Linked DNA regions of Homo sapiens: regions 1, 2, 3 and 4 are each linked to region 5. Evidence: chromatin loops called from intact Hi-C (ENCODE). Cell type or tissue: endothelial cell of umbilical vein. All regions are shown on one strand. Each heading gives the region's core, and the rest is flanking DNA. Links, peaks and the distances in the headings are about the cores only. Region 1 holds the start of DDX56 (DEAD-box helicase 56). Region 2 overlaps NUDCD3 (NudC domain containing 3). Region 3 overlaps NUDCD3 (NudC domain containing 3). Region 4 overlaps CAMK2B (calcium/calmodulin dependent protein kinase II beta). Region 5 overlaps CAMK2B (calcium/calmodulin dependent protein kinase II beta).

Region 1 (6,122 bases), core at 1,123-6,122, 310 kb before region 5:
CCTCAACTTCTGAGTAGCTGGGATTACAGACACCCACCACTACACCCGGCTAATTTTTGTATTTTTATTTTATCTTATTCATTTATTTATTTTTGAGATGGAGTCTCACTCTGTCGCCCAGGCTGGAGTGCAGTGGTGCAATCTTGGCTCACTGCAACCTCCACCTCCTGAGTTCAAGAGATTCTCCTGCCTCAGACTCCCGAGTAGCTGGGATTATAGGCGCCCGCCACCATGCCCAGCTAATTTTTGTATTTTTAGTAGAGACAGGGTTTCACCATGTTGACCAGGCTGGTCTTGAATTCCTGACCGCAGGTGACCCGTCTCGCCTCCCAAAGTGCTGGGATTACAGGTGTGAGCTGGCCGGGCACAGGTGATGGGGTCTTGCTCTGTCCCCAAGGCTGGAGTGCAGTGGTGCCATCACAGCTCAAAGCAACCTTGAGCTCCCAGGTTCAAGTGATCCTCCTACCTTACCCTCCCAAGTAGCTGGTACTACAGGTATACTCCACTGTGCCTGGCTATTTTTACTCTTAAAAATACATGTGGGCTGGGCACGGTGGCTCACGCCTGTAATCCTAGCACTTTGGGAAGCCAAGGTGGGTGGATCCCTATAGCCCAGGAGTTCGAGACCAGCCTGGGCAACATGGCGAAATCTTGTCTCTGCAAAAAATACAAAAAATTTAGCTGGTGGCACATGCCTATAGTCCCAGCTACTTGAGAGGCTGAGGTGGAAAGATCACTTGAGCCCGGGAGGTCAAGGCTGCGGTGAGCCATGATCGTGCCACTGCACTCCAGTCTGGGCAACAGTGATCCCATCTGAAAAAAAAAAACAAAAAAAAAAATGCAATTTAGGGCCAGGTGGGGTGGCTCACGCCTATAATCCCAGCACTTTGGGAGGCCAAGGCAGGGGGATCGCCTGAGGTCAGCAGTTTGAGACCAGGCTGGCCAACATGGTGAAAACCCCTCTCTACTAAAAGTATAAAAATTAGCCAGGCATGGTAGTGTGTGCCTGTAATCCCAGCTATTCAGGAAGCTAAGGCAGGAGAATCGCTTGAACCCGGGAGGAGGTTGCAGTGAGCAGAAATCGAGCCACTGCACTCCAGCCTGGGGGGCAGAGGGAGACTCTGTCTCAGAAAAAAAAAAAAAAATGCAATTTAGTTCTCTAGGCTTTTCCATTTAATAGTTTTATATCCTCCTGTTTCTAAATCTGGATGACAGTGTAACACTCCAGTAAGGTGAATTGTGAATTGCTGAAATTCTTCAGATGTTTAAAAGAGTTTTCAGTATTCCTCATGTTAGAATTAATGCAGAGAAAAATTTTATCCTTTGAACTAGTTACATGTTGTGGACTTCTGGCCTGAGGCTCTTGGGGATTATGTGACATATTGGGAAGGGACACATTTCTGCTCTGTGGCTGTTACTAGAAATCTAGCCAGCAAATCAGACTACGTTTGTGAGAAGACAGGAAGGCACAGATTAGGGTTGAGCCAGCCTTCAACAGGTTTGGCTGGCAGTAGACACAGTGGAGCACATCTTAACTATTTTGGTAGGTCCTGGGTTTCTCTTGGTAGTTTTTGATAGAAAGGGGAATGGTGTGAGGAAAAAGTGGGCATACATTTCACCTTTCCACTGATAAGGCAGGTGGAATTGGGATAGTCAGTGGATGGGCCAATAGCTGGTGGCTGTGAGAAGAATAAGGATTTCCATACTGGTGTGTCATATTTACAGATAGGTTGTGACCTAAAAAGTTTTTTAAAAAACAGCAGTTAGGGCCTGGGCGCGGTGGCTCACGCCTGTAATCCCAGCACTTTGGGAGGCCGAGGCGGGCGGATCACAAGGTCAGGAGATCGAGACCATCCTGGCTAACAACGGTGAAACCCTGTCTCTACTAAAAATACAAAAAATTAGCCGGGCGTGGTGGCAGGTGCCTGTAGTCCCAGCTACTCGGGAGGCTGAGGCAAGAGAATGGCGTGAACTCGGGAGGTGGAGCTTGCAGTGAGCTGAGATCATGCCACTGCACTCCAGCCTGGGCGACAGAGTGAGACTCCTTCTAAAAAACAAAAACAAAACCAAAACAGTAGTTAGGGTACACACACACAAATTCTAGTGATTTTCCCCCCAATACTACCCTTGACTTTTGAAATTCTTGCTTTCTCAGAGTTTACAACATCCTTACCAAACAGCCTTCTCCCTCCTTACCACAAAAAAAGAAAAAAAAGTTCTGGGGTTGAGGGGACACTCCATTCTTAACATCCTCTATTATCCCAGCCCAATTCCCCAGCTCTCACTGGGACTAGTTGTACCTATCTTCATCATTTGGTCCCAGCATGACTACCTGTTGGTGCATGAGCTGATCTCTCCTAACCTAACAGCCAGATGCTAGTCTCTGGTACTCAGATGCTGGGCTGCATCAGATAGGATGCACAGGATCATCCTGGAAGCTTGTTGACATAGATTCCTGTGCAACACTCAGATATAGTCTTAATGTAGATTTGTGTTGGGTGGTATGGTAGGTAGAATAATGGCCTACCACTCTGAAACATATGAATATGTTACCTAACATGACAGAAGAGAATTAAGTTGCTAATCAGATGACTGTAAAATAAATTATCCTGGATCATCTGGATGGGCCTAATGTAATCACAAAGGTTGTTTCCTTGCCTTTTCCAGCTTGGCTCTGGCTCCCTTCCTCCAGCAAGGGTGGGTTGAGCTCTCACATGGCACCACTTTGACCTCTTCTGCTTCCCTCTTCTACACTGAAAGACTTATGGGCCAGGAGCAGTGGCTCGCACCTGCAATCCCAGCACTTTGGGAGGCCGAGGAAGGCAGATCGCTTGGCCCCAGGAGTTCAAAACCGTCCTGGGCAACGTGGCGAAACCCCATCTAGAAAGAAAAGAAGAGAAGGGGAGGGGGGAGGGGAGGAGGAGTTACATATATACACATACACACACACACACACGTACGTACATACATACATACACGCTAACTGGACGTGGTGGTGCGTGCCTGTAGTCTTAGCTTTCCAGGAGACTGAGGTGGGAGGACCACTTGAGCCTGAGATCGCGCCAGCCTGGGTGACAGTCAGACCATGTCTCAAAAAAAAAAAAAGATTTGTGATTAGGATTCTTAGTCCTCACCTGTATTATTTTCCTATTGCTACTGTAACAAATTACCACAAATTTACTGGCTTAAAACGACGCAAGTCTGTAGGTCAGAAGTCTGACACGGGTCTTAACTGGTGACCCGAGTCAGATTTGGGACACAAAGAACAGAAACCAAGCTGTGCAGGTTTCTGACAGGCAGTCCGGTTAGGGAGCCCTACAGCAACCCGCCGGTCCTCTCTCTCAGGCAGTTGCTGCCATGGCTCATTATTCCAACCGGTTCTCCTCAGCCCAGTCTATCTCAGTGGCTCCATTCATAGGGTGATGTGCCCGGCGGGACACTAACCCTAACCAAGCAGAGAGACGGTCATGCCCGTCACGACCTCGGCCCTCGCCCCGGCCGAGGCTTCTCCTGCAGGTCGCGAGAATCAGGTGCGTCAGCGGCGTCCGGGAACGCCGGAAGAGCCAGTGGAGCGGCTCTGTAGTCCAAAGTACCCCGTCGACCCCAGCACGGCCGCTCCACCGCCTCCTACTAGACCCAGTCCTAGGGACTGCGCAGTCGCAGAGCTCCGTCCGAGTACCGGAAGCCTAGGCCGCCAGCACTTCCGGGAAGTGACTTCGTCTCCGAAGCCGATTGGTTGTTGCTTTGCTCCCGCTCGCGTCGGTGGCGTTTTTCCTGCAGCGCGTGCGTGCTGCGCTACTGAGCAGCGCCATGGAGGACTCTGAAGCACTGGGCTTCGAACACATGGGCCTCGATCCCCGGCTCCTTCAGGTACACGCGAGGGCTGGGGAGCCGGCTTACGGGCTCTGCGGGGCGCGCCATCGCTCTTCACGCCGCTTAAACCGCACTCCTGGTCTCCTAGGCTGTCACCGATCTGGGCTGGTCGCGACCTACGCTGATCCAGGAGAAGGCCATCCCACTGGCCCTAGAAGGGAAGGACCTCCTGGCTCGGGCCCGCACGGGCTCCGGGAAGACGGCCGCTTATGCTATTCCGATGCTGCAGCTGTTGCTCCATAGGAAGGCGGTGGGTAACGAGAGAGCTGAGGGGAGGAAGGAGGCAAGCTCCAAAAGCCTGGGAAGGGCGGTTCCCGTTTGTCTGAGGTTTTCTCTTGGCCCTGTACCCGTGCAGGCCGGCCTGAGAACCTGGTGCTGTTGTGGCAAACACTCTGGGCTGGAGTTCAGGTTACCTGGATCCTTGTCCGGCCCTGCTACCACCAACCTTTGCGTAATCTTCGACAAAGCACTTTCTTTTCTTTCTTACATAAAAAGGGAGCACATCTATCTTTTCTACTTACAGAATTATTGTGAGAATTTAGCTTCATAACTAGTATATTTAAAGTAGCTTCATAAACATCAGAGTACGTTATTCTTTTTGAGGGTCAGTGCCTGGGGAAAGAACTCTCCACTCTGCATTCTGAGGCGGGCAGAGTGATAGATGATCAAAGTACTGCTAAGTAGTGTTGCAGCAGATGGGTCAGGTAGGCTGGAAGGGGTAGAGACACGTGGACACAGTGATGTGCACTGCTGGCTAAAGTCTTTAATTCATATTCTTACAGACAGGTCCGGTGGTAGAACAGGCAGTGAGAGGCCTTGTTCTTGTTCCTACCAAGGAGCTGGCACGGCAAGCACAGTCCATGATTCAGCAGCTGGCTACCTACTGTGCTCGGGATGTCCGAGTGGCCAATGTCTCAGCTGCTGAAGACTCAGTCTCTCAGAGGTGGGTAAAAGCAGCAAAGCTGTACCTGAATGAAGCTACACAGTGTTGTGGGGTTGGGTTTGTGTGTGGCAAAAAAGAGAGCAAATCCAGGGTGAGATCCCAGCTGCTACATTCTGCCTGATACTGATGTCTTGTCCACCTCCAGAGCTGTGCTGATGGAGAAGCCAGATGTGGTAGTAGGGACCCCATCTCGCATATTAAGCCACTTGCAGCAAGACAGCCTGAAACTTCGTGACTCCCTGGAGCTTTTGGTGGTGGACGAAGCTGACCTTCTTTTTTCCTTTGGCTTTGAAGAAGAGCTCAAGAGTCTCCTCTGGTAAGGCAGAGGTGGGTGTGATTCCTAGTGGAAACATCTGTGAGTAGGAGTTGGGACGAGAGCGGGGTGGCTGGAAGCCAGTTACTACAATTAGCGGCCCTTGGAGCTGGAATCTGATTGGATTCTTTCATTTCAGTCACTTGCCCCGGATTTACCAGGCTTTTCTCATGTCAGCTACTTTTAACGAGGACGTACAAGCACTCAAGGAGCTGATATTACATAACCCGGTAAGAGGCACCATGGAAGTGTCTGGAGCTGCAGACATGGGGGCACTCAAAGATCTTGATGCTCCTTCTTAGGGGATTCTTTGGTGTTTTGGGTGGGACAGTTGTCACTTAGTGTCTCATCCCTGGTCCTGAGGCACTAAAAGCCAGTGGTCTAAAATCACTATATATTTCCAAGTGTCCACAAGGGATGTCTCCCATTTCAGGCCATGCTTTGCCTAAAATCCTGAGCAAGGACCTCCCCTAAGGGGCAGCTTTGAGCAGCAGAGCCAAAATTCTAAGGCCAAGGTTCTCATCTTAAGTAAACTTTACCTTTCAGAAGGCCTGTTGCTGTAGGCCTTCCCTTCTCAATGTAGTCCTTTATTGATGTGTTTCTCTTTGTTCTGTGCTTGGAAGTATTTTATATATGGTTTATATGGTATACTCTATATACCACAACAATAAGGGCATTTTGGGGTTTTAGGTTACAAAACTGGAGGAGAGTTAGGGTGCCAGGAATCCTTAAATGCATCTCTGCCCTGCACTAAAATGTTGATGCTTTGGTTGGTGAGTAAGTGGCCATACATCTCTGTGTTCTTTTCCTTTCTGACCACAGGCCTGTTTTCTCCCCCAGGTTACCCTTAAGTTACAGGAGTCCCAGCTGCCTGGGCCAGACCAGTTACAGCAGTTTCAGGTGGTCTGTGAGACTGAGGAAGACAAATTCCTCCTGCTGTATGCCCTGCTCAAGCTGTCATTGATTCGGGGCAAGTCTCTGCTCTTTGTCAAC
Region 2 (6,261 bases), core at 528-5,527, 140 kb before region 5:
ACTTGTATGTATAATACAAGTGGAATAGGGATGTGACTAGTGGCCAAAACATTAACTTCTTTTAATAATGGCCGCCATTCAATGAACACAGTCTTTGGGCCAGGCTCTTTGTGAGGTGCCTTACAATCTGTTTAATTCTCTGCAAACTTATTTTACGTATTGGGACATTGAGGCTATGAGAAGGTAAGTAGCTTGCGAAGCGGGTAGAGCTAGACCTCAAACCCATGCCTGCCTTGTCCCAGAAGGCTTTTTCCAGTGCTGTGAGAAACGGGAGTCTCTGGAGAAGGCTCAGACCTGTCGGGGCTGGGAAGCATTGCTCCGTTTCAGCTGAAAGGCTCTGTGGAGCAGAACATGAGGGAGGAGTGTGGGTCCCCATTGTGGGTTTCAGAGTCTTCCCTGTGTTAGGTAAATGTGTGAGATGCAGCCACCAGGCAGGAGGTTGGGGGAGCTGTGCCTTAAGAGGATAGCTGGATGTTTAACTTTCATGCCAGGGCCCCCGGGGCCATAGCACAATCCCGGCAGGCCTGTCTCCACCTGTGTGTTCTGCTTGAGTCCAGGCTTCATTTGTGCCCTGGCTGCCTTTAGTTTTTTTAGTTAGCTTTCATGAAACACCTGCTACTCAAAGAGCTTGTAGAAATTCAGCAGAACCATTGCAGACTGAGGGGCACCTGTCACTGCCCGTGAACACGGCTCCTAAATATTCTCTGCTAAAAATTCCTCTACAATTGAAACACTGCATGAGTTCTTTCCCATGGTTCCTTAAAGTGCCTTTATTATCAATAGATGGCATTGCGTTCCTAATGCACCTTCACCTGTGAGAAATCAAGTACCTGAATAAAGAGGAGTTATGGAGAGCATTTAAACTCTTCCCATAGTGCTCCCGTGCAGGGCTCTGCCTGCCTCCACCTCTTTCTGGACCACGTAGCCTCTACTGCAGTAAACACAGAGTATATCACAGAAACTTTGCTGTTTACAGGAGCTAAGGCGTTTGTTGTCTTCTTGATATAATTATTTATTTATGTGTGACCTTTTAAGCCCACATTGTTTCCTCTGATTACATATCTGAGATAATATTGTGAATTAATGAGCCGATTGCTTTGATTCACGAAGATCCTGTTTGCCTCCCGCTTGCTGCATCACGTCTGCTGTGTGGAGCTTGGCACACTGCTTTGAGCGTGTGGATGCAGAGAGGGACTGCAGGTGAATCAGAGGGGCTGGCTTTGGGTTGCAGCTCCCTGTCAAGCAGCTGCCAGGTTTTGGGTCATCTCTTTAGCCTTGCTGTACTTCCATTTCTCACCGTTCAAACAAGGTTGAGCACTGTAGTCTTGTTGATCTCCAATGTTTGTTGGTTTCTTATCATTAAGTACCCAACCCTGTGCAGGCACTGGGAATGGCTAAAGAAAGTGAGTTGAGGGCTTTGCTCTAAAGGGTTGGAGATATCCTGTGAATGTGGCCTTATTTGGGAAAAGGGTCTTTGTAGATATGATTAAGTTAAGGATCTCTCAAGATGGAATCACCCTGGATTATCCAGTGACACCTGTCTTTATAAGAAACAGGAGAAGACAGAGATAGACACAGAGAAGGCCATGAGAAGATAGGGCAGAGATGAATGATATAACCACCAAGCCCAGGAACACCTGGAGCCACCAGAAGCTGGAAATGGCAGGAAGGATCCTCCCCTAGAGTCTCTGCAGGAGCATGGCCCTACTGACACCTTGATTTCAGAGTTCTGGCCCATGGGGCTGGGAGATAATAAATTTGTATTGCCTTGTATCGCCTGGTCTGTTGTTCCCTGTTAGGGCAGCCCCAGACACCAGTGCAGGTCTCCCATCACAGCACTGCTGTGAGGCTGCATGAGATGAGAAGGATGCAAAGGGATGGCGTCCAGAGCTGCGCTGCTGCCACCACCCTCAGCTCCTTGGTTAGATATTCTGACCTTCTGACCTCCTGGCAGCCCAGTGCAGACATGGCCTTCGCTTCCCAGCTGCCTTCCACATAACCTGCTCCTCCCTGTGCCGTGGATCCCACATCAGCCAGCCAGGGCAGGCAGGGGTGGCTGCTAAAACCGTATGACAGTTCTTGCCTCCCTCCCTCCCTCCCACACTTCAGAATGTTAAATGAGACTTCTTGACTCAGGCAAGCTCCTTTCTTGGTTACGAAGATGTAAAATCAGCCGTGGCAACGGCACCAGCTCTTTTTTCCGATAGCTCGTTCAGTCCCCAAAGCTAGGCAGTTGGCATGCGCACCATCCTCCTTTCTTCCTGCAGTCGGGGGAGCTGACAGGCTGTCCTCCATGCTGCCGTGGGTGGCTGCTCTGCTGCGGGGGCTCTTGGACATGGCTATGCTTGAGATGGTCGTTGTAGCTGTATGTGAGGTGAATGCCGTTCCATATACACTTCTTCATGTATTGACGTGGTGCGCACACAAGTCATTTAAAATCAGTGAAATTGCTCTGGAGTATTCTTTGAGGAGTTAGACCTTGAAGCTCAGGCTTTAAAACTCATCGTAATATATTTGTTTATGATTTTTGAACCCTGTGAGTGTTTTTGTGCAAGCTGTATCCACCTCCTCCCCTCAATTTAGATTATTTCTCAAGAGTGGAATTCTAGTGTAACTGCAGCCTCTGAGCTGTTGCTGTGGTTCTCCCTGGTGGATGAGTTGTTTCTGGAGTGTCGCCGATGACATTAGCCCTATATCCCCACATCCCCACCAACAGTGGGCTTTTCATCTTCACTTATCTTTGCTAATTTACCCAGATACTTCCAGTGTCACTTCTTAGAACAATTGTGAGGATAAAATGAAGATGGGTGGTTTATTGTCTACTTGTCCTCATTGGCGAGCCACTTTCCTGAGTCCCCACAACTTTCCTGGCTCATTGAGGCCATCCCATGGATTACTTAACATACTTCTTCATAAACTCAGAGTGGGAACTACAGATTAAATTACCTTAGCATTTTGGCAAGAGCCCAGAGCCTGGAAATTAGTATGTGAATGTAATGTGAGCCCTTAAGCCTTCAGTGCAAGTGATGTCTCTAGGGAGAGCCCTCAGCGTTTTTCAGGGGAAATCAGAATCCTTCATCAGTTCCAGTAGGGAAGAGCTGAAGCTTACAGATTTAACAGAAGGCGGTAGCCCAAGGAAACCTGTTCCAGTGTGAGTGGAAGGAATGTGCTGAGCAGAGCCGGCTAATGGTGCCTCTTGGTGGCACCATGGACAGGGTGCTGGGCACCCTCGTTTCATGGGGTTGGAGGAGAGGAAAGGAACGCAGCTCGGCATTGCTTTGTCGGCCCCATCCCTGGAATACATGGGCCTTCCAGCCACACTCAGACCACAGCTGGGTCCTATCTGGCCTATACAGTGTCTTAATTTTGTTTCTAATTTTCAAGCTTAAAAAAATATTTGACAGCATTGAAAATCAGGAGATTGCTCATAACAGTGCTGACTTGTGGTGTGTCCTGAGAAGCCAGATCTGCTCCATTGTGGCCCACATTCCCCCAGCAGCAGGTGCTGAGCAGGTGCCCTGGACCTCTGCCACGCTGTCGTCTCACCCCGTTATCTGCCCTCGCTCTGAGGTGCCTTCCCGGAAGGAACGTCCCACAACATTCCCATAAGTCTCATTGGCCCAGTCTCGATCACGCGGGCAGCTGTGAGGAGTAAAGTCGTCCTCGCTGGGCACATTGCTTCCCTGAATAGAAATGAGGTTCCGTTACTAAGGAAGGAAAGGGATATAAATGCTGGTGAGTCATCAGCGCAGATTGGGGGATGCTGAGGTAAGTTTATTCATGTTGAGGTGGAAGTTTCTGTGAGGACATTTTGGGAACACTGTTCAGCCTGCAGTCTGGGGTCCCTCAGAAATGGACTGATTAGAGGTCTGGGACTGGGTAGATAAAAGAGGAACCTGGAGCATTTTGTTATGCTGGAAAATGAGAACGTGCCAGGGAAATGATTGAGCACCATCAAAGTCAAGCAACCTCCACCAACCTTGTCTGGGATTGTTTCACACCAACATAATTAAGCATGGTAATGAGTTATAAGCCATTGAGAGACCAGAGAGGCCAGGAATCCAGGGGTCAGTACTGACAGCAATAGATAGATAATTTCATTGCAGAAGAGAAGGTGCTTGCTTCAATAAGATGCATAAGCCATCAGTCAGTGTGGAGGGACTAGGGCAAGAAAGTCAGCATTTCCCAGCCTTCGTGGGACAGATGGGACCGGCAGATGCTATGCGGGGCAGGGTGGAGCAGGGATGCAGGGGTTCTGGAGAGGAGAGTTTGCAAGTCAATAACTACAGTGGAGAAGTCAGACCTCCCTTTGGCCAGGTAACCTGAGTGAACACCCCACCCACTGAGGGCTGTGGATGTTGTGTGCCTGCAGGTGGAACACATGTGTGTCCAGCTGGGTGTGCACACATGAGTTAATCAGGAGATGTCAGGGGAGGAAAAAGGCTGTGGAAATGTCCTAGATTAAAGAGGACAGGACCCCCAAGATGCAGGAAGGACTCTGGACTGGACCCTGTTCCGTAAATCATCATAAGTTATTTCCTTGTCCTTAGGAAATAACTCAGGACAAAGGGCCAAGATGAATGCAACCTATTCTTAAATGATTCAGAGAAAATACTATGTTATTATATATTATACATACAGCATACATATAGAGTGAGAGAGCTGTGTACAGACACACAGCTGCTAAACACTTGTATGGGTGTCTTTGTACTTATTCTAGTAACTTTAAGCTTAAAATTCTTTACAAATAAAATGTTAAAAAAAATGAGAAGGCTAATAAGCACATGAGAAGCTTAACGTCATGATTCATTAGGGGAATGCAAGGCAAAACCATGATGAGATGCCCCTAGACACCTCTTAGAAGAGCTGCTAAGAAGGCAGACAGCACCAAGCGCTAAATGAGATGGGGCACCTGGTGCTCTTCTGTGCTACTGGTAGGGGTGCAGCAGAGTGGTCAGTCTGGACAGTAGCTGACATCACGTGACCCAACACACGCATTCCTGGCTACTTACCAAGGAGAATAGAAAGCAGGCAGATCTCTACAGCAGCTCTCTACCTGATTGCAAAACAATGGAAATGCCCACATGTCCACAAACAAGTGTGTGGTCTGCCTGTGCCATGAAGCACAGTGTGGCTGAGCGTCAAGAGTCCCCACACTCAAAGGAGGCAGCAGATACAGGGCTGCACACTGTGTGATTCCACACATGTGACATTCTGGACACGGACATGCTGGATGGCAAAACGAGCATCGGGCTGAGAGGACTGCTGAGAAGGGGAACGGGGCTGCTGGGATGTGGGTTGATTGTAGCAGTAGCTCATGGAGATGTGACCTCAAAAGAGTGATTTTTACTATGTGCATACTATACCTCCACAAACTTGACTTTAAAAAAATAAAATATTCACAGAAAAAAACAAAAACAAATGTAAAACCATCAGACTACTTTATCAGAGGTGTTATTTTTAGATAGAGGTCTTTGAACTCCATCCTAGGAACATTGTACCCATGTCCTCCCAGAACTGCATCTTGCACTGGGTGTCGGAAGACAGCCCTGCAAGACCTGTATGCTCTGTACCATTCAGTGGTTTTTAAGGTTAACTACCAGAAGTCATATCTGAGGCCTCCCAGAAGCATTACTCTAAGGAAAGTAGTTAAATGTGGACAGTGACAGCAGAAACATTTACACATTAAACCAGTTTATAGAACATGAGAATGTTCAGAGCATAAAGAAGCTTGTCAGCTCAATGACTTACGAGGCGTGGGCCATTAAAAAAAAAGGTCTGGAGTTTGGGAAGGAGAAAGGAATGGGGATCTGCAGCTCAGAGTGAGAGATGGAATTCTGTAAAGGAACAGTGTGGAGAGGGACTCCAGGCAAGTCAATAACGATGTTAGAATGCCCTTGTTTAGAATAATTATCATGCTAATAATATTGTTCATATTGTTTTTACTAATATGCTCATCCTTAAAAATAGAAGATATTCTAAGGGTACTAAATAAATAAATAATTAAAATTTTGCAACTGAGACCTTCCTCTTCCAGAGCCTTTACAAGAACCTTTATAGACAACACCTCAGGTCCTGTTTGCTGCCCCAGCATGGAGGGCAGCCCACTTGGTTACAGTGATGACAGATGGAAACTTGACTGGAGCAGGTCTGGAAGGCAGAGGAGGCAGGCCTGTGTGTATATGGTCAGGACAAAGGACCAGTGGTGCTAGCCACACCTGTGGGATGGCTGTAATTAAACACACACACACACACACACAC
Region 3 (6,261 bases), core at 567-5,566, 120 kb before region 5:
GGTAGGGGTTTTCAATCCCACCACCCATTCCTCCACACCAAATGCCTGAAGTCCCCACTTTGCACAGGGAGACAGCATCGTGCCAGGGAAGAGAGGTCAGGCCCGGCTACCCCTCACAACTTCCTGCTTCCCCCTCAGAGGGTGATGGGGAGACCAGAGCCCATGGCAGGATGAACTGTCACTGAACCCAGCTGGCACAGGTCTGCCAGAACACTCTGGGGGTATGCGCTGGGCTTTCTGGGTAAACCCCTGGCAAGCTGGCGTTTGCTGTCTTCTCAGTGCTGATGGAGATAGGCACACATGGGGTGTGGGAATGTGGCCACCCTCAGGCAGGTTCACGAGGGTACTGTCAGGCGCTCAGGTGTATGCCGCCTCCTGTCAGGCAGGGCTGAGGCTATTCTCCCTGGAGAAGGACAGCTTAGGAAACACTTGCAGGAAAGCTGCCTGGACCTGGGAGGTGACCCTGGCCAGCCTCCCTGCTGCCTCTCTCAGTCCTAGGCCTTCTTCCCCAGAGCTGGTCAGGGCCTGAGGGACTTTGTAGTCTAACCCCTCATTGTGCTACAATCACAGGAGTAAGTAACACTCCCAAGGCCATGTGGCTGGTGACTCGGGGGGCCCAGGTCCAGGATCCTGCCCCATCTGCAGGCCAGTGGTTCCTTGTCTCCTATTTGCTTCTTGGAGCAGCCTCCTCATAAGCCAACAGCTCCTTCACCTGAGCCCAGTCACTTTGCGCTCCTCCCCAGAACCAAAGAGCAAGACCATCTGCCCCAGGTACAGTCCTGGCCATGCCACACTCTCTGTGGCATCATGACCAAGGTGAGTGGCAGATACTGAAATCATCCAGGGCCACTGCAGGCCCCATTCCCAGTGGACTGTTCATCAAGGGACCCTGTCTCAGGCCATCTCAGCCAACCTTGTTGCCCAGCACAGGTCTGGCACATTGGAGATGATCTGTGTTGGATGGGGAAGGCAGAGGGAGGATCCTCCAGCATTGATCACCCATCAAAACCCTCAACAACCCAGACATTGCCGCTGCACTGACCCCATGCTATGAGGAGGTCACTCAGGCTGTTAGGAGCCTGCTGACTCAGGCATTGGGCTGGGGCCCTGCCTGCCTTGTCTGCCTGCCAGCGGAGCACTGCCCCAAGCCCTTCTTACTGCAGAGACAGGCTCTTGCCTCCCAGTGTGCACTTTGTGCAAGACACAGGCAGGTAAGGGTCTACCAGAGGACAGGAAGTGTTGTTGGGGCACTGTGGGGTTTGGAGGAGGCCCCTCTAGCAGGGAAAGCGAGCCCTAACCTCTGCTGGACTAGGGAGTTTAGGAAGCTGCTCTGGTTCAGGGAACTGGGGATCCAGATAACTGGGGATCAAGGCCATCTTGTGACCCCAGTGGTGGTCCCTAGTGGGACTGCTGAGCTCCAGCCTGAGAGTTCATGAACTCAACAGTGATTGCTTGTGGGTACTAATGACCCAGTGTGTGGAGACCTCATTTACCAGGTGTGCCTAGCCTGCAGGCAAATCCCAAGGCAGTGACCCTTAGGGAAGAGACAGCGTTTGGGGTCATCAAAGGCTGGGAAACCCAGGTACCTGTCAGGGAATGGGCTACAGACTGGAGCTAAGCCTTAAGGTGGGGAAGATTCCAGCACCCCTGAGTGACCACCTCTTTTGGTAATGCAAAGAAGGGATTTTGTGACTCCAGGGTGACATTTCTAAGCTTGGCATCATGCAGGGTGGGCTTGGGCTCAATATGGGTGACTGTTAGTCTAGGGCTGTCTCAATGAGGCTGTCCAGGCAGAAAGGCTTACACACCTGGCAGGCAGAGGGTCTAGAGAGGAAGGGGCAACAGGCCTAAGGAGGGGACAGCCAGGCAAGGAGGTAGAATAGGCCTTGTCTGGACAGTGGTCACCTGTTAGGTCCACAGCTTGTCCTCCCTGGCCTGACCAGCCAGGTGAGGAGAGATCCAAACCATCCACCTGAAAGCATTCAGGGTGCCTGATGACAAGACCCCAGCCACTGTGGGCTCTCATGTCCTGGTAGGAAGGTATACCTAAAGCAGGTGGACCTGGTAGTGGTGGACGCTGTCTGCCTCCCCGGGGCTTGTCTGTTTATGCCAGACCGTTTTCCCATTTGCTTCCACCTCCAGCTCAGAGAGGAATCACCTTCACACCTCTGCTAAAACTAACCCAGCTCTGCACCCACCATTCCCCACTGTGCAACACCTGCTACTGGAGAACCCTGCCCCCTCAAATACACGTCATCCTCAGGGCCCTGCGATGTGCTGTGGTCTCCCTGCCACCATTCAAGGGGCCACAGCCAGGTCCAGCCTGTCTTCCCTGGCACCAGGCTCTATGCAGTGGGGGAAACTCGGGCACCCCTAAACTATTCTCCAGTGTTCTCACCAGAGGTGGTCAGCCATGTGATGGCAAGAGTCACTTCTTAAGCTTTTGCTATCCCCAGAAACTTAAAGCAACACCAACCACACCCAAAAGTCAAGTGATATCCAGACAGCAACAGTAGAGCATTAACTGAGTGCAGGGCCGTGGTGACTCCTCGACACTCCAGGCTCTCCTGCTGGTAACCTCCCATTGGCAGAGCCAGGCACTCAGCAAAGCCCTGGACAGTCAGCAGCCTCCTGAACAGGCTCTGCTGTCCCCACTCACGACTTCAGAGCAGCTAGGACTCCTGTGACCACCCCTGTCCCCTGTTCCCCCCCACCCCGCCCCGCCCCGCCAACTGCCTCATCTCTGTCCCAAGATAACTGCTCTCCAGAATTTTCCATGATATGGTCATTTTAAAAGTTTTTTTTTTTTTTGAGACAGAGTTTTTCCTGTGTTGCCCAGACTGGACTCAAACCTCTGGGCTCAAGTGATCCTCCTGCTTCAGCCTCCCAAGTAGCTGGGACTGTAAGTGTGCACCACTGTGCCTGGCTTGATGGTGTCATTTTTCACTGTACGTGTATTTGTAAACCGTATAAATCAGTATCTTTGTGAGTTGCTTTTCTTTCTCCCTTACCTTCATGAGCTGTCTGTGTCCATACACAGTCTCCTCTGCTCCCCTAGGTGGGGTGTGATATTCCATTGAGTAGATATCACAGTTTATTTAACAACATCCTGTTGGTGAGTACTTAGGTTGGCCCCAATTTCTCAATATTACAACAATGCAGCAGTCATTCTCAAGTGTGAGAGATTCCCTAGGCATTTCCTGTGAGTGGAGTTGCGGGGTCACAGGGCATCCTCTGTACCCCTCCTGCGAGTGGGTCTTGTTGCTCAGCTCCTCACCATTTTAATGGACTCTGTAATGTTTGCAGTCATGCTGAGTGTAAAGTTGGATTGCCCATGCATTTCCCTTGTCATGGTGAGGTTGAACTCCCATTTATATTTTTATTAGGCATTCAGGTTCCTTCTGTGAATTTTGTTTCTATTTTTCACCATTTATTCTACTAAGCTGTTTGTCTTTTATTGTTGACTTGTAGGAATGTTCTGAATACAACCCTTTGCAAGTTGTATTTATTCCAGAACTCCCAGCCTGGAGCCTGTCTTTGCACTTTAAACTCCCCTTCCACCCTCCTGGTCCTCCAAGGTGGGGGGCATACTTGAGGATCACTCCTTACTCTCTGCTCAGGCCACCATGAGTCCCTAGACTCAGGCTGCATTTCCCCTACATTTCCCATCTGGGTGGGACTGTAGGGCAGGCACATTTCCCAGAGGCAGGGCAGGGCTGTAGGGCAGGCATTTGGGATAGAAGCTGCCTCTACTCCCAGGATAGAGCCCAGATTCCCCAGTAAGTCTGCCTGTGCCCAAGGCCTGTTCCCTCAGGTTTAGAGACCTGCTCTCCTGGCTGTGGCTGGTGGCAGCACCCAAGCCACCTGTGTTGTAGGTGGGCCCATTCGTGACCTGTCAGACAACCAAATGAGCAGTCTATCCCACTGCCCACTTCCTCATCGCAGGGCTTTGGGGGAAGAAAGCACTAAGCAGTTGAGATGGTCTGAGTTTCTTGTCTCACATCCGGCTTGCATGGAGAACAGAAAGTGAGTGCCATGAGCAAGACTGGGCCTGCAGCCCTTGGAGAGAATCCCAGCACCATGGGCCCAGCAGGAAGGACTGATCCCACCAAAAGCATCTCTGGCCCCTCCTGGCTCTCAGCCTGGGTAGTGCCTACCCCTCACAGAAGTCTGGCCACCTGGCACTCTACCTGGGAGCTCTCTGCTGCTGACTCTGGGAGAATACCCAGGTGGAGATACAACCCAACCCTCCACATCCCACCTGCCTTCTCCCCCTTCCCAGGAACCTTCAGGACAGGGTCACCCAAGTCCAGAGCCTGGGAGCCCCTGGCTGCTTCCCCAGCTAGCATTGACATCTCCAGCCTCCACCACGTCTGGGAGGAGCCCCTGACAGTCGGGAGCATGGAAGGGATTCCCATCTGAACAACGAAACCGCTGAGCGGAGAATCCACATTTCTCAGATCCATCAGAGAATCACAGTCACACAGCACACGCTGTCCCCAAACCAGAGAGACAGGCAGGTGGACACTGAGAACCACAGCTGACTGGAGCAGAGGCTGCTGCTGGAGCCCCATGGGAAGGAACATGGAAAGGGGAATGATGTGGGGACAGAGAGAAACTCATTTTCACCCAGCTCAGTGGAATCCTCTACTGAAGTCCTGAGAAGCATGCACTCAACTGTGAGGAAGACACCAGCTGGGGGTCAGCTAGGCCCATCTCTTCTCTGAGAACTGACCCCCTCACAGGGATTGCCCTGTCCTTCGCCCCAAGGAAGCAGAACATCAGTCTTGGGATGTAAGACCAGCACCCAAAGCTGCCAGCCAGGGCTGAGTGGGCACCTAGGGAGCAGGGTGGGGACAGAGTGGATAGACCAGAGACATTGGCTGCAGTGTGAGAGGCCAGTAGAGATCCAAAGAGATCAGAGACAGGGAGGAAGAGGGACACTCAGAGAGGGACCCAGGAGGGACAAGGAGGGAGAGGGACACTCAGGGACACAGGAGGCACAAGGAGGGAGAGGGACTTAGAGATGGACACAGGAGGGACAGGGAGGGAGGGAGACACAGAGATGGACACGGGAGGGACAGGGAGGGAGGGACACAGAGGGACGTGGAAGGGACAGGGAGGGAGAGGGACACTCAGATGGACACAGGAGGGAAAGGGAGGGAGAGGGACACTCAGATGGGACAGGGAGGGAGAGGGACACTGAGGGGACAGGGAGGGAGAGGGACACTCAGATGAGGGGACAGGGAGGGAGAGGGACACTCAGAGGTGAACATGGGAGGGTCAGGGAGGGAGAGGGACACTCAGAGATGGACATGGGAGGGTCGGGGGGAGAGGGACACTCAGAGATGGACACAGGAGGGAAAGGGAGGGAGAGGGACTCAGGGTCTTAGAGATGGACACTGGAGGGACAGGGAGGGAGAGAGACTGACAGGTGCACTCGGAAAGGACATGGAGGAAGTGTACTTTGGGTGCTCAAGGCAGGCCTGCAGGGTTTCAGGGTCCTCTCTGTGTTCAAGATAAATATTCCCGTTTCTAAAGGTTAGTCATTTTTGTGTCTTGGAGAAAAAAAAAGAGCCCTAACTTAAGGCCACCGTCATGTCTGCTTTGCAGGGTTTGCTGATTCCCTGGGAATGTCACCTGCCGCTGGCACTGGAGCATGTAGCAGTGGGTTTAGTCTTCAGAGGTGGTCTCACGTTGGGGTTCCAGTGGAAGCCACCAACACCTGAGTAGATCAGAGGTGCAATTTCCCATCTTCCCCTCCCCAACAGGATCAGAACCCCTCGGGGGGGGGTTGGGGGTGGAGGCTTTGGGGGTGAGTTTGAGAAGCACTGCCCTGAACAATGCCTGAGGTGCATCCTACCCATACCCCACATGACAGCTGAGGAAACCAAGGCAGGTGGAAGGTGCCAGAACCTGAAGGTGAGCATCTCCGCAGCGCCATGTCTGACTTTTGGTTAGCGATGGGTTAGGCATTACAGAAATGTGGGCTGATGGCCCCACACATGAAAGAGGAGGCAACACCACCCACTCTCTGCGGGAAGACGCGGCCATAGGTTCACCCCAGGACACAGAGCCCTGCTGAGCGGGTAGGCAGGACAGCGTGGAGCCCATGCGATCTACACCAGGGCGGCTGGTGTGGGAGAGTCCCCGCTCCCTCAGAACAGGAGGACAAGAAGAGCTTCCTGCGGATGCACAAGCTGTTGTGATTTGGGAATTTCAGCATTAGAGACCGTGGGTTCCAGGACTAGGGTAAGGAAG
Region 4 (6,261 bases), core at 888-5,887, 49 kb before region 5:
GGGGTTGCAGAGGTTGCAGTGAGCCGAGATCACGCCATTGCACTCCAGCCTGGGCAATAGAATGAGACTGTCTCAAAAAAGTAAAAAAATAATAAAAATAAAAACCAGATTTTAAAGACAGCATTGCAAGTACCAGTTTCTGTCATTATTTCTTAATGATTCCTCAGAGATAACGGCTACATACCATACCAGGTATTTTATTAAGGTAAAACATACATAACAGAAAAATTTGCTGTCTTAACCGTTTTTAAGTGTACAGTTCAGTGGCAGTACGTGTATTTACATTGTTGTGCAACTGTTACCATCATCCATCTCCAGAACGTTTTTGTCTTCCCTAAGTGAAACTGTCCCCATTAAATACCGACTCCCCATTCCCTTCCCTCACCCTGGCACCCACCATTCTGCTGTCTGCCTCTATGAATTTGACAACTTTAGGGACCCCATATAAGTGGAATCAGACAGTGTTTGTCCTTGTTTCAATGAGCATAATGTCTTCAAGTTTCACCCATGTTGTAGCCTGTGTCAGCATTTCCTTCCTTTTTAAGGCTGAATAATATTCCATTGTGTGCATTTTGCTCATCTATTGACAGACGCAGGTTGCTCCTGCCTCTTGGCTGTTGTGAATAATGCTGCTATGAATGCGGGTGTACAAAGGACATTTTTAAAGGACATGATACATGGCCCCCTCCCACCGCGCATGACATAGCCACTGGGTTGTGTGGCCTTGGGCTGCCACGTAACTCTCTGGGTTTCAGCCTCCCCACTTACGAACCAGGAGGGTTGGGTCAAATGACTCTCTCCAGTCCCTTCCGGCCCCAGGAAGTGGTTCTGTGGAAGCCCCATTTCTTTCTTCTGAGACTTGCCCCAAAGCTCATCTCTCCCACATGCAGGTGACCCACAGTCTGATTACGTGGACATTTCTAAGCTTCCAAAATCCTTTTGCATTCCTTGAGAATAAAACTTTCGAAGGATGAAATCTGATTGATCTGAAACCAAACAAAAACCCGAGTACTTTAATTGATGCGCAGCTTGCAGGAAAAAAGCAGCAAGCGGGCACAAAGCGTATCCTAACTCCCAAAGCGCCCCCGCCCCCGCCCGGTCTCGGCCACCGTGCGGTTCCGCGCGTGGCTTGGTGAGCCTGGGGTCCCTGGCGGTGGCGCCCACGGCTCAGCCGGCGGAAAGGCTCTTCCCGCGTGTCCTTCGCGAGCCGCGCGGCCTCGGCCTGGTTCTGGCTGCTCAGGCGCGGTGACTACCCGCGGGCCGCCGCTCCAGGAGGGGCGTGACCGGCTCTTAAGCGCCGCCTTTGAAGGTCGCTGCAAGGCTGCGCGGACGGACGCCGAGTGCGGCCCCTACGGTGCTGGCGTCGGAATCTCTCTCGTCCCCAGTTTCTTCCGATGGGCTGGTGTCTCTGGCTTTTGGATCCACTCAGGTCCCACTGCTAGGGTGAGGGACTGACTGGTCCCCCGCGGGCGCTCCTGCCCGGGCGAGGAGGCTGTGTCCTTTCCACAGCTGGGACGCCGCGGGCGCAGAGTCCCGACCCCACCGCACTCCAGCCCACACCCGCACCCTGGGGTCAGAGGACTCCTCGGATGGGGACCGCTTCTGCCTGTCCTTCCCGAGGGCCCTCCCCATGCCCTGTGCTTAGGGGCGCGACGGAGCTGGGGACCTGATGTGGTCCAGGGCAGCCCCTGGACGTGCAGGAGGGAGATGGGGGCGCAGCAAGGGTGGGCCCCGGGGCTGGAGGCGCAGCCCAGCCCTCCTGCTCCTGCTGGCTCAGAGCTCGGGTACTCGGGCCGTCCTGAGAGCTCAGTGGCCTTAAACCCTCCGTCTGTGTCCCTTCTCCCGTCAGGCCAGGAGCGCAGATGGCCTGGGCCCCAGGTGGGTGGGCTGACCCCTGCCCCAGAGCCCGGCTTCAGCTGGGCAGCTGTGAACTGCCCCTTGTCCCAGCCCCCTGCAGGGAGGAGCACCAGCCTGGCTGTGGTGAGACCACTCTCTCCTCTCTGGGGCCTGGCCTGGTGCCCGCCCACTCCTCTGGGACAGTGCACAGCACAGTCGCAGTGGTTTGTGGAATCCGCGTTGGTGGTAGGAGCCTACTAGGCCAGGCGGGCAGTGCTGGGCAGGGCTCTGGGGTCCGTTTCAGCCTAGCCAGACCTGAGGACACAACCCCCCTGACAGGGCTAAGCCAAGCCAGGCTGGTCACCGCAGCTCAGTTCCCTCAGTGCCTTTGCTGGACCCTTCTGGGCCTTCCGGCTGGCAGGCAGTAAAGGGCAGGCTGGCCATGGACAGAGGCCCCGGGGAGGGATGGTCTGCTCAGCCCCTGGTCTCTTGTGAGGAGAGACGAGGGGCTCGCACACCGCCTGATGTGCAAGGCCTGCTGCTGGGCAAAGTGCCTTCTCTGTGCCTCATGGCCAGTCTTGGGGCTAGTGGTCTGCATTCCCTGAGTAGGACGGGGCCTTGCCCTCCGGACAAGGTGGGATATGGGGGGCCCGCACCTCCCTCTCTCTGTAATGTCACTCCTGCCTTCATCTTCCCAAAGTAGACACGTTGGTGGAACCTTGTCCTGCCCTCCGGGTGTCCCTGTGGATCCAGCTCAGAGAGGGCAGCAGTGTGGTTCTGAAGGGGATGACCAAGGAAGTGGGGGGATGCACAGGAGGAGGGCCAGCAGCTCCCAATCAGGGAAGGCAAGCTGTGAGGAGAGGAGGGGGACATGGGATGCGAGCCGGGGGCAGGGGGATGGGGACCCAGGAGCAGGACACCATGCTGGGCGCCACCACACACAGGCATGGGGCAGGCCCTGTCTCTCTTCCCCCAGCCACCTGGGCCTTCCTATCTGGCATCCTGGCTCCACCTACCATGGGCACTTCTTTCATCCCACAGCTCAGCTTGTCCCTGGAATTTCTCAGGTGAGAGTCAGGATGGCAGCTCCGGCAATTAGCCATCTGCACATCTGGATTTTAGGGGCAAAGAGGAGAAGAGACGTGCCTTGTGCTTAAAGTGTTCACATTCCTGTTAGGGAACAGAACAAGAACGTGCCTGCCCCATGCCTCCTGGGCACATCCCGTGTGGGTGAGGCCACAGCAGGCCCTCCCAGCATTTGGGCTACATGAGGTGAATGGGTGGTTTCCCTCATATGGAAAGAGCTCCTATAGGTCAAAAAGGCCTGGAATCCCAGCGCTTTGGGAGGCCCAGGTGGGAGGATCACTTAGGCTAGGAGATCAAGGCTGCAGTGAGCTGCAGTCACACCACTGCACTCCAGCCTGGGTGACAGAATGAGGCCCCCCAGTTAAAAAAAAATGGCCAAAACCCCAGTTGAAGTACGGATGACAGCAGCAACAGCTCACAGAAAAATAAATGAAAGCTTTCAGTGGGTAAAAACAGGAAAACAAATTCAACAAGGGTCAGCTCTCAGCGTTCCCCTCAGAGTTCCCACAGGCTCCTTCCAGGTGGCCCTAGGCTAATGGGCCACCTCCACCAGACTCTGGCTAAGCGCATCTCATGAGGCCAGGACCAAGGCCCTAGGACACAGGCACCGTAGCCTTGTCCCAGGGAGTAGGTTGGCCCCTGATGTGCGTGACAGCCTCTCCATGTGGGCAGGGGAGGAATTCCAAAGATGCAGTGAGCCCTGGCAGACCATTCCCAGTGCCAGGGGCCAGATGGCGCCAATGACACAGGAGGCCCCAGGCTGAGCCTCCTGAAACCCTCCTCTTCACACACCCTCCCCTGCTCACACCCTCCTCCCCCTGATCACACCCTCCTCCTTCTGCTTACCCCCTCTTCTCCCTGCTCACACCCTCCTCCCCCTGCTGACAACTTCCTCCCCCTGCTGACAACTTCCTCCCCCTTCTCACACCCTCCTCCGCCTGCTCACACCCTCTTCCCTCTGCTCACACCCTCCTCCCCTTGCTCACACCCTCTTCCCTCTGCTCACACCCTCCTCCCCTTGCTCATACCCTCCTCCTGTTCACACCCTCCTCTCTCTGCTCACACCCTCCTCCCTCTGCTCACACCCTCCTCCCTCTGCTCACACCCTCCTCCCCCTGCTCACACCCTCCTCCTGCTCACACCCTCCATCCCCTGCTCAGACCCTCCTCCCCCTGCTCAGACCCTCCTCCCCCTGCTCACCGCCTCCTCTCCCTGCTCACACCCTCTTCTTCCTGCTCACACCCTCCTCCTCCTGCTCACACCCTCCTCCCCTTTCTCACATCCTCCTCCCCCTACTCACCCCCTTCTCTTCCTGCTCACACCCTCTTCCCCCTGCTCACACCGTCTTCCTGCTCACACCCTCCTCCTCCTGCTCACACCTTCCTTCCCCTGCTCACACCCTCCTCATTCTACTCACACTCTCCTACCCCTGCCCTTACCCTCCTCCCCTGCCCACACCCTCCTCCCCTGCTCGCATCCTCCTCCCCCTGCCCACACCCTCCTCCTCCTGCCCACACCCTCCTCCTGCTCACTGGTTTCAGCATGGCCAGATTGAGTGACAGTTCTCCAGCAACCCCTGTGCATTATCTGCATAATCCACCACATGCTTCAAGGCTGGGTCCAGGGCTAAGAGACAGGCTGGACCTCTCCACCCTAGAGGCTAGGCCTGACCTGCAGGCCTCCCCTAGTCTGTTGGAAGAGCATGGGCACAGTGGGCTACAGGTGTTCCTGGGTGGTCCTCCCTCCTGTCTTCATCTCTGTATTTATTTTGCTCTTTGCTTAATGCAGACCTCCCCACTGGGGTCATGGCCATTGTTCTGGGGCACAGCTCCTGTGGGGTTGCTAAAGGAAGACATTTGTTGCTGAAGATTTCTGGAGGATATGGTTCACCTGAGAGAACGGAGAAGTGAAAGAGAAAGATGGATGCTGATACAGAATGAGCAGAAGTCCCAGACCCTCCCTGGAAGGGGGAACTTCCCACCGAGGCTGCACAGGACAGGCTGGATTTACGGGGATCCCAGCCCAGCCCACCGTGGCTTTCAGAACCCCCAGTCAGACTGGCTCCCCTGTGAGCCCTCTCCTCAGGAAGAGTGCTCACCCCCTCTCCTCTCTCACTCCCATGGGGAGCATGTAATTTCAGCCCCTAGGTGGTTTCTGGCCTGTCAGGTTCTCCTCCCTCCTGACCCTCAACCCCCCTCCCTCTGGGTATTTGGGGTATGTAGAGGGAGGCCACATCATCCCCCCTTGCAGTCCCCTCTCAAGTGGTGCCTGGTCAATGTTTAACAGAGGGGTGGGGTCCCTGGTGGGTGGTGTTTGCCCATTTCTGTGGTATGAAGATGCCCACCGTGGCCAATGTCAAGCTAACAACATGACATCAGCTGGCTCGCAAGAATCCAGAAAATGTGAAAGTCTGTTCTCTAGCTGGAAGAGCTGTCTCTGACACCCACTGCCTCTGCCTTGGCCCAGCCAGCGTGACCGAGTGATGGAGTGAGCCAAGACGGCACCCAAGGCCTCTCGCCCCTGTCTTGGTCCTGCTGCCAACTCCCGGCCCTGCTTCTTCCCACTCTCAGGGCTCTACTTGGCTCAAGTCCTGTGATTCATTTTCCTCTTGCTCCCACCTCCCCCACCTCACAGGGGTGCCCCGTCCATCTCCCCAGGAGACTGTTTTTGAGCCAGTGCAGGGCACCTCAGGGGACCTGTGCAGGGCGGCAAGAGGTTGATTGGGGGGCTTGGGGATTTTTTGTTTCATTTTGTTTTGTTTTTGAGACTGGGGCTTGCTCTGCCACCCAGTCTGGGGTGCAGAGGTGCATCATAACTCACTGTAACCTTGAACTCCTGGGCTCAAGCAATCCTCCCACCTTGGCCTCCCAAAGTGCTGGGATTATAGGCATGAGCCACTGTGCCTGGCTAGGGGAGAGGGGTCTGGTTTGATCCCACCTCCACATCCATGCTGCCATGGTCTCAGCAGAGCATTCAGTGCCTGTCCCTTCCTGTGACATGGGGAGCATAGCCCCATCTTTCACTGTGGCCTGAGAGCCCTGAAGGGAACCCTTATACACTGAGAGGGCCATGCGTAGGTGGGTATTACAGTCAGGATGTCTCCCGGGGTGATGACAGCTCCAGGGGAAGACTTTAGAGTCCCTGAAACACCTTTTCCTAATGTTGTTCAGGGCCTCAGGTCACAGTGAAGTTTTAAATTTCACTATATGGCAAATATATAGGCATTTTCCTTGTGATACATGCTTTTCTGCCTATGGTTTTAAAAAGTCCTTCTCTATCCTGGTGTTTTAAAGATACAATTTTTTTCTCTTTACAATGAAAAAGAAATTAATGGGCTTC
Region 5 (6,261 bases), core at 692-5,691:
CTCCACAGGGGTATCTGGAGCCTGGAGCCCAGGCCTTGCCTTTGTCGGGGAGCAGCCAGGAAACGCCCTAGGGACGGCAGCCGCTCTTGGCCTCGGAGGCACCTGGGGAGCTGTCAGGTGGATTTGGGGCCCTTTCCTCCAAAGCTCTGATTCACTTATGCCAGGAGGAGCCCAGGCATGCTTGTTCCAAAGGAACAGCTGGGGACCGGGAGCCTGTTTAGGAGCCTGGGGCATCCACACACTCACCTGGGCCTGGCTCCGAAGGTCGCTGAACCCTCATCACCTGGTTTAGGGGGCTGGAACCACCTCGCCTCATCTGATGCTTCACCAATGAGCTGGGCAGAGGGGCAGGTGCCCCATTGGACCCAGCAGGACCCCAGCATGGAAAGCGGCAGCCCCAACTCCAGGGCCCGGGGCCAGGCTGCAGCCCCAGGTGGGCTCTCAGGGGCCTGCTACTGCAGCTTAGCCCCTGACGAGATTTGCCGCTGCCCACCAACCCACTGCATCCAGACTGGACTCTTCACCCTGGTTCCTCTTAGTAACCCAGGACTTTATTTGTTTGCCACCTCTGTATGCTGCCCACAGTGTTATTTGCTTACTGTTTTTATTTAAATAGATTTCCTGACAATTCACTTTTTTACTTAGCCCTGTCTGTGAATTTGCCGTCTGATGTGCCAGTTAGGTTTTCTTTTAAACCATTAAATAAGTATATAACTATTTTTAAAAAGTTAAAAATGTTTTTTTTTAAAGTGTCCACATGCATACGGCCCAGACTCCCCACACAGACCCCCAGTGCTCCATCTGGCCTGAGCAACCTGCTTCCTGCCGAGGAGGTGGGATTTCCCCCACCAGCTGCCACCCCGGAGCCCATCTGCCTCTGCCCCACCCCACCAGGCCTGCATGGGGAGGTGGGTGCCTGAGGGCAGGGGCAGCCCCCACCATGAGATCAGCCCTGCAGCGCCCCCAGGGAGCAGTGAGGTACCTTCATAGATGACAGGGCCTCCCTTGGAGCTGCCCATGGGGGTTCTGCGGGGGGCATCTCCTCCATGGCCCCTGGGACCACCTCTGCTCTGAGTGTGTGATTTTCATGAAGCATGTCCCAGGTGGGGCAGCTCAGAGGGGCCAGCCTGCTGGGCCCCCAACTGGGCTTATTGGGCAGCCCCCACTGGAAAGGAGTGGGGAGGGGTGAGCTTTTTAACTCCAGAGATTTCACAGGCAAGTCCTAGAAGCAGGACGTTGGTGGGCCTCCCATGTCTTAGGGACGCAGAGGCCAGCCTGGGTAGAATGGGAGCCTAGGAGTGAAGAGAGGGTCCAGGGGACCTAGTGAGAGGGCATCCTTGCTCTTGGGACAGAAGCCAGCCAGAGAGGGGTGAGAGGGAAAGGGGACATTGGTTTCAGATGAGTGCCTTAGCTGGTGGAGTCCCTGCTTGGCAGAGGCCAGCGTCGGCTCACAGACAGCCCCGGTGGGTAAGAGTTGCCCTCCGCCCAGGGTGCTGACCCAGGACATGGTCTGGGGAATACCTTGCTCTTTGAGAATGGGGCTTGGTGGGGGCAGAGAGGAGAAGGCTGGGCTGCTGGGCCTGAGGCAGAGAAGTGGAGCAGGTCTTTCTGCACTGGGCTTGAAAAAACCCCAGGACTCTTAAGTGGGCCCCAGACCCTGGTGCTGAGTGTTGGTCACCTGGGATTCTTCACACTCAGGTGATGATGGTGACAGTGATGGTCACAGAACTGTGGTTTACCTAGTGCTCACTGTCTCAGAGCACCACAAAGGTTACATAATTGATCTTCACGGCCACCCTGTGAAGAGGTGCTATTTATCCTATTTCATAGAGGGGCAGATTGAGGCTTAGATGGGCTGAGCAACCTGCCCCAGGTCACACAGCCAGTGCAAGTGGCAGGGGCTGGGCTTGCCCTATATTTTCTGATTCTGTGGAGGCTTCTGGGGCCTGGCCTGCCCTTGGTGGAGGGCATTTTGCCTGAGGTTTAGGAGCTAAGGAGGGCCATTGGTATGGGGCTGCTGGAGTCCAGGAATCTGCAAGGTGAGGCCTAGGCCCCAGAAGCCACATGGAGTTCCTGGATGTAAGGACGCTATCAGGCTGGGCCCCTGGGAGAACCAGAGCCAGAGGAGGGAGGGCACTGGCAGCCAGTTAGAAACTGGGACAGCGCCGGAGCATGCAAGGAAGGGGGGCTGCTTGTGCCTGAGGCCCAGGGACCTGCGAACCTAGGAGAAGGTGGCTACGTCTTACTGTCTTACCCATTCAGCGTCTGTGGCCCAGTCTCAAGTGGTAGAGGAGAGCCACACCTCAGAGGTTCATCTCTCCAAGACTTGAGGACTGGAGGGAATAAGGCTGGTGCAGTGCAGGCCCTCAAGCCAGACTGCCCGCTGAGTCCACAGCCCTATTCTGCCTTTTGTGAGCTGTGTGACTATCAGCTGCTTACCTAACCTCCCTGTGCTTCAGCTTCCTCATCTGTAACTTCTCGGGGTGGTTGGGAAGGTTAAATGAAATAACACACACAAAGTGCTTAGAACAGCCCTAGCGTGTTGGCTGTCGTCGTCCTCGTTGTTCTAGCAATCATCAGAACCGGCACGTGGGAGAGTGTCCAAAATGAGTCATTCCTAGAAAATATTTGCTGCTTAGTACAGGGCACATCTCCAGCTCAAGGAAAAGCAGGCCTTGAGGTTGCTTGCTTTGTGCTGAAATCACTCACTGTTCCCTCGCCTCTTCATCCGCTTGTTCATTCATCACATCCTGACCAGCTCCTGCCCTGCGCCAGGCAGAGTTCCAGGGCCAGGCACGCTTCACATAGATTGTCATGGGAAGTTGTGCAAGGAGGAAGGAGGGAATGATGGTGGTCCATCCTGCTGACCATGCCAGCTCTGGAATTGGAGCTCAGGGCCCAAAATTTTGGATGATGTTGCATCAGGCAGGGACCCTGCCACCAGCCTGTGCTGGCAGGACACAGCGGAGACACAGAGCCTGAAGGCAGAAGGCAGCCCTGGGAAGACCCAGGGTGAATAATGAGTGGTTTTTGTCCCAGCTTCTCCTCATGTGGAGCTGCACGGCAGCTCCTTTCTGGGGTTTGGAGGTGTGAGCTCCTCCTGTTGATCTCCGTGGTGTTTGGGAGCAGCTGAGGCCCAGGCTGGGACCAAAAGGACCTGGTCTCTCTCTGGCAGAAGGAGACAGGTGACCAGACTGGCAGCGGAGGGTGAGGCACTGGCAGCTGAGGGCAGTGGCACTGCCCTGAGGCCCTGTGGGTGCTCGCTGGGTGGCCAGCTGGCCCGCAGGGCCCAAAGCACTCTGCTCAGCCCTGCCCTCTGGCCTGCCCACCCGGGCCCTACCCAGCCCGATCCTCTGGGCAGCCCTAGGGCTTACACCGCTGGTGGTGTGCCTGGACAGGTACGGAGGCAGGCAGGAGGTGTGTCCTGGGCTATTGCCAGCCCCTCATGGCTTCTCTGTCCCCACAGTGCGTCTCCACGACAGCATCTCCGAGGAGGGCTTCCACTACCTGGTCTTCGATCTGTAAGTTCCAGAGCTGGGGACTCTCGCTGCACTCACTCCCAGCCTTGGCTCAGGGTGGGATCTGCAGCCTCCCCAGCCCCAGGGAATAGTCCCTACCCGTGGGCTGGCCACTCCCTTGAGTGTGCTTCTGCTGCTGGTCCCCTTGCTCCAAGCTGTGCCCAGCCTAGCTTCCCTCGCCTCCCCTCATTTGCTTTGCACTAGGGTTACTGAGGCCCACAGAGGCAGGGCTGACATCCTGGACTCCCCCTCTCCTCCACACAGAACAGGGCACACTGGAGGCAGCGGGTGGGTGGACCCCAGAGGAATAGTCAGTCAGCAGCTGCATTCACCTTCCTTTCCTTGGTGCCCTCATCCCAGCTGGACTGGGGCACCACTGGCTGGCGTGAGTGCACATGTGTGTGTTTATGAGTGTGGCTGTGAAATGTGAGCACGTGCACCTGTATGTATGTGTGTGGGTGTTTGCACGTGGGGGCGCGTGAGCACATGAAATCAGGGTCCATATGGGTGGGGATGTGCATACATGTGCATGTGTATTGTGTGAATGTATGAGTGAGCGTGTGGAGGTGTGTGCATGTGGGTACGCTGGCACAAGTGTATGCATGCACGTTTGCATGTGTGTGCATGCATGTGTATGTGTGTGTTTGCATGAATGTGCATGTGTGAGTGTTTCATGAGTGCGTGTGCAGTAGCTCAGTGAGAAGGTGTCTGGGGCCGCTGCCGCCTCTCACTTCCTGCCGGATTTAGAAGCAGTGATCTCATCTCCCTCACTTTTGACAGTTCCTGCTAAGCAGCGCTATATTTAGCTGTCTGTGAGTCAGTGCTGTTCCAGGACCCTGACCTGGGCAAGGGCCCATAGGCCTTAGCCTGCCCCTGTGGCCTCCAGGCGGCCACACAGCCAGAGAAGCCCAGCCTTGGTGCTATTGCCATGGTTACCCCAGGCCCTCCCCATGGCTGCTGTGAGCGTGCAGGCCGAGCAGAGACAGGACACGCCTGCGTGGGGGCTGCCCTCTCAGCTCCTCCTTCCTCAAGTGACAGACGTCAGGCCATGGCACATGTAGGCCTGAGGAGGCCTCTGTCCATGTGAGGTTCTCTGGCCTAGAGAAGCTGAGACTGTCCCTGCAGGGGCTTGGCCACCTCTCAGGTTCCCCTGCATGTTCCACAAGACACCAACTCAAATCACCAGCCAGGTGACTGGGGCTGACCCAGGACACAGTTGCCACTGCCTGGCTGAGGCTGTGTCCTGAAACGTCTGTCCTGTGGCCCTGGGGAGCTGGCAGGCTTGCTGCCACACCTGTGTGCCCCAGCACACCTCCACCAGCCTCTTTTCCCAGGAAATGGAGACTGTGGGGTGGGGGGTGGTCCGATCCAGGGCCCTTGGTGGCCAACAGATGGCTGCATGTGTTACAGGAGCCGAGGAGGAGAAAGGGTGGTGTGTTCGTGCATGTGTGTGTGCCCATTTGAGAGACTCTCATGTCTCCCGCCTTGCCAAGCACATGCCAGGCAGGTGTCATTGGAGGCCCTGAGGCAGGCTGGGAAGAGGAGATTGGCTGGCGAGTCAGGAAGGACCCTCCATGTCTTCCCCACCAACCTCCATGGCCCCTGTGCCTCAGCCAGCCTCCAGGCCAGCAGAGGGCCGGGACAGCAGTTTCTGGAGTTGGCTGGCATTGCCCTCAGGAGGCCCTGAGGCCCCATAGTAGTTTGGGAACTCTGTGGATTCTGGGGGATTGACAGATATCCCCACTCCCCTTGCTTGGGAATGTCACAGGGCTTGAGAACCAGGCCTGGGAGTAGAGGGTCTCACACACACCTGCACGCCCAGAGGACAGAAGCTCCCATAGGCGCCATGGCTGAAGCCAAGAATCAGCCATGTGTCCCCCACAGCCTAAGGAAAGGGGGCCATGGAGTCATATGTGTGCCTTCCCGGACTGTGTCCCTCCTGGGCCAGCACTGAGTTTCCCAAACTCCCCACAGCAACCAACGTGGGTGGAGGAGCAAACTCCCTTCCCTGAAACTGAACCACTAGATGGCCCTGGCCAGGGAGTCCCAGGTGCCCACCAGCCCAAACTACAGCTTCCTGAGCACACAGAGCACACCAGAGGGCCTGCATCAGCCCTAGTGAGGCACCCCTTGGAGCGACTCTGGGCTGCAGCCCTGGCTCAAGACCGTAAGGCCTTTTAGCCACTGTTCTGTGCCTGGACTCGGCGTCTGCAGAGCCTAATCTGTGTTCAGTGTGTGCCAAGACCTAAACAGTTATAGCACAACACTGGGGCATGCCAGGCCCTTGCCTGGGCTAGATGTGGGTTTTGATCCTCCTGCCCAATGCACATGTATACACAAGCACACATATGTACAAACATGCACACATGTGTGCGCATGAACAAACTGCTCTACAAGTGCACAAGGGCACACACAGGCACACAGTTGTACACACATGCACACAGGCACACATGCAAAACAATATACATGAACATGAGTGCACGCATGGGCACACATAGGTACAGACACACAGACACACATGCACATGTGCTCACATGCACAAGCCAGTATACATGTACACAAGGGCACACACAGGCATCCACACATGTGAACACGTGCACACACACACCCTCACACGGACAGGCCAAGCTCAGGAGCCCGGCCAGATGACCCTGGGAAGGGCCCCGTCAACACTGTTTTGTTTCCTTGTGGTCGGTGTGGTGGTTGATTGGCTGTAGAAATGTGCTGGCCCATGAGGAGTGAG

The links. Hi-C counts contacts between places; a loop is a spot of excess contacts. Peaks named below come from ENCODE experiments on the same cell type or tissue, not always from the same donor. Only the 100,000 strongest peaks of a DNase experiment are listed, where the experiment ranks them.
Region 1: a loop joins it to region 5, with 4 times the contacts of the local background. A loop is called at or near these places in 65 of 110 quality-filtered maps.
Region 2: a loop joins it to region 5, with 8 times the contacts of the local background. A loop is called at or near these places in 5 of 110 quality-filtered maps.
Region 3: it touches region 5 in a loop (5-fold over the local background); 12 of 110 quality-filtered maps call a loop at or near these places.
Region 4: it touches region 5 in a loop (3-fold over the local background); 45 of 110 quality-filtered maps call a loop at or near these places.

What each region holds. Positions count from the first base shown.
Region 1 is chr7:44,571,584-44,577,705 of GRCh38, reverse strand. It overlaps DDX56 (DEAD-box helicase 56), which reads left to right and starts at 3,798. Exons shown (of 14, transcript NM_019082.4): 1 at 3,798-3,870; 2 at 3,962-4,123; 3 at 4,656-4,816; 4 at 4,962-5,132; 5 at 5,269-5,359; 6 at 5,970-6,122. The coding sequence starts at 3,811. RefSeq lists an enhancer at 4,032-4,181. In endothelial cell of umbilical vein, for the core only: no CTCF peak of the experiment used is centred there; a DNase peak (open chromatin) is centred at 3,715; H3K4me3 peaks cover 1,839 bases; H3K27ac peaks cover 1,603 bases.
Region 2 is chr7:44,396,105-44,402,365 of GRCh38, reverse strand. All of the region lies in intron 4 of NUDCD3 (NudC domain containing 3), which reads left to right. Among named protein-coding and RNA genes, the nearest start is that of CAMK2B, 74 kb to the right of the region's middle. In endothelial cell of umbilical vein, for the core only: no CTCF peak of the experiment used is centred there; a DNase peak (open chromatin) is centred at 3,615; H3K27ac peaks cover 2,328 bases.
Region 3 is chr7:44,375,838-44,382,098 of GRCh38, reverse strand. NUDCD3 (NudC domain containing 3) reads left to right here. Exons shown (of 6, transcript NM_015332.4): 6 at 1-2,980. Among named protein-coding and RNA genes, the nearest start is that of CAMK2B, 53 kb to the right of the region's middle. RefSeq lists an enhancer at 3,931-4,120. In endothelial cell of umbilical vein, for the core only: no CTCF peak of the experiment used is centred there; a DNase peak (open chromatin) is centred at 3,188; H3K27ac peaks cover 2,426 bases.
Region 4 is chr7:44,304,907-44,311,167 of GRCh38, reverse strand. The region is part of intron 1 of CAMK2B (calcium/calmodulin dependent protein kinase II beta); the gene reads left to right. Among named protein-coding and RNA genes, the nearest start is that of CAMK2B, 18 kb to the left of the region's middle. RefSeq lists enhancers at 1,077-1,678, 1,679-2,282, 4,878-4,927. In endothelial cell of umbilical vein, for the core only: a CTCF peak has its summit at 3,633; DNase peaks (open chromatin) are centred at 1,267 and 3,637; H3K4me3 peaks cover 608 bases.
Region 5 is chr7:44,256,132-44,262,392 of GRCh38, reverse strand. CAMK2B (calcium/calmodulin dependent protein kinase II beta) reads left to right here. Exons shown (of 24, transcript NM_001220.5): 4 at 3,467-3,521. Among named protein-coding and RNA genes, the nearest start is that of YKT6, 58 kb to the right of the region's middle. RefSeq lists enhancers at 1-233, 3,588-3,637, 4,518-4,597. In endothelial cell of umbilical vein, for the core only: no CTCF peak of the experiment used is centred there; DNase peaks (open chromatin) are centred at 2,682 and 4,312; H3K27ac peaks cover 3,117 bases.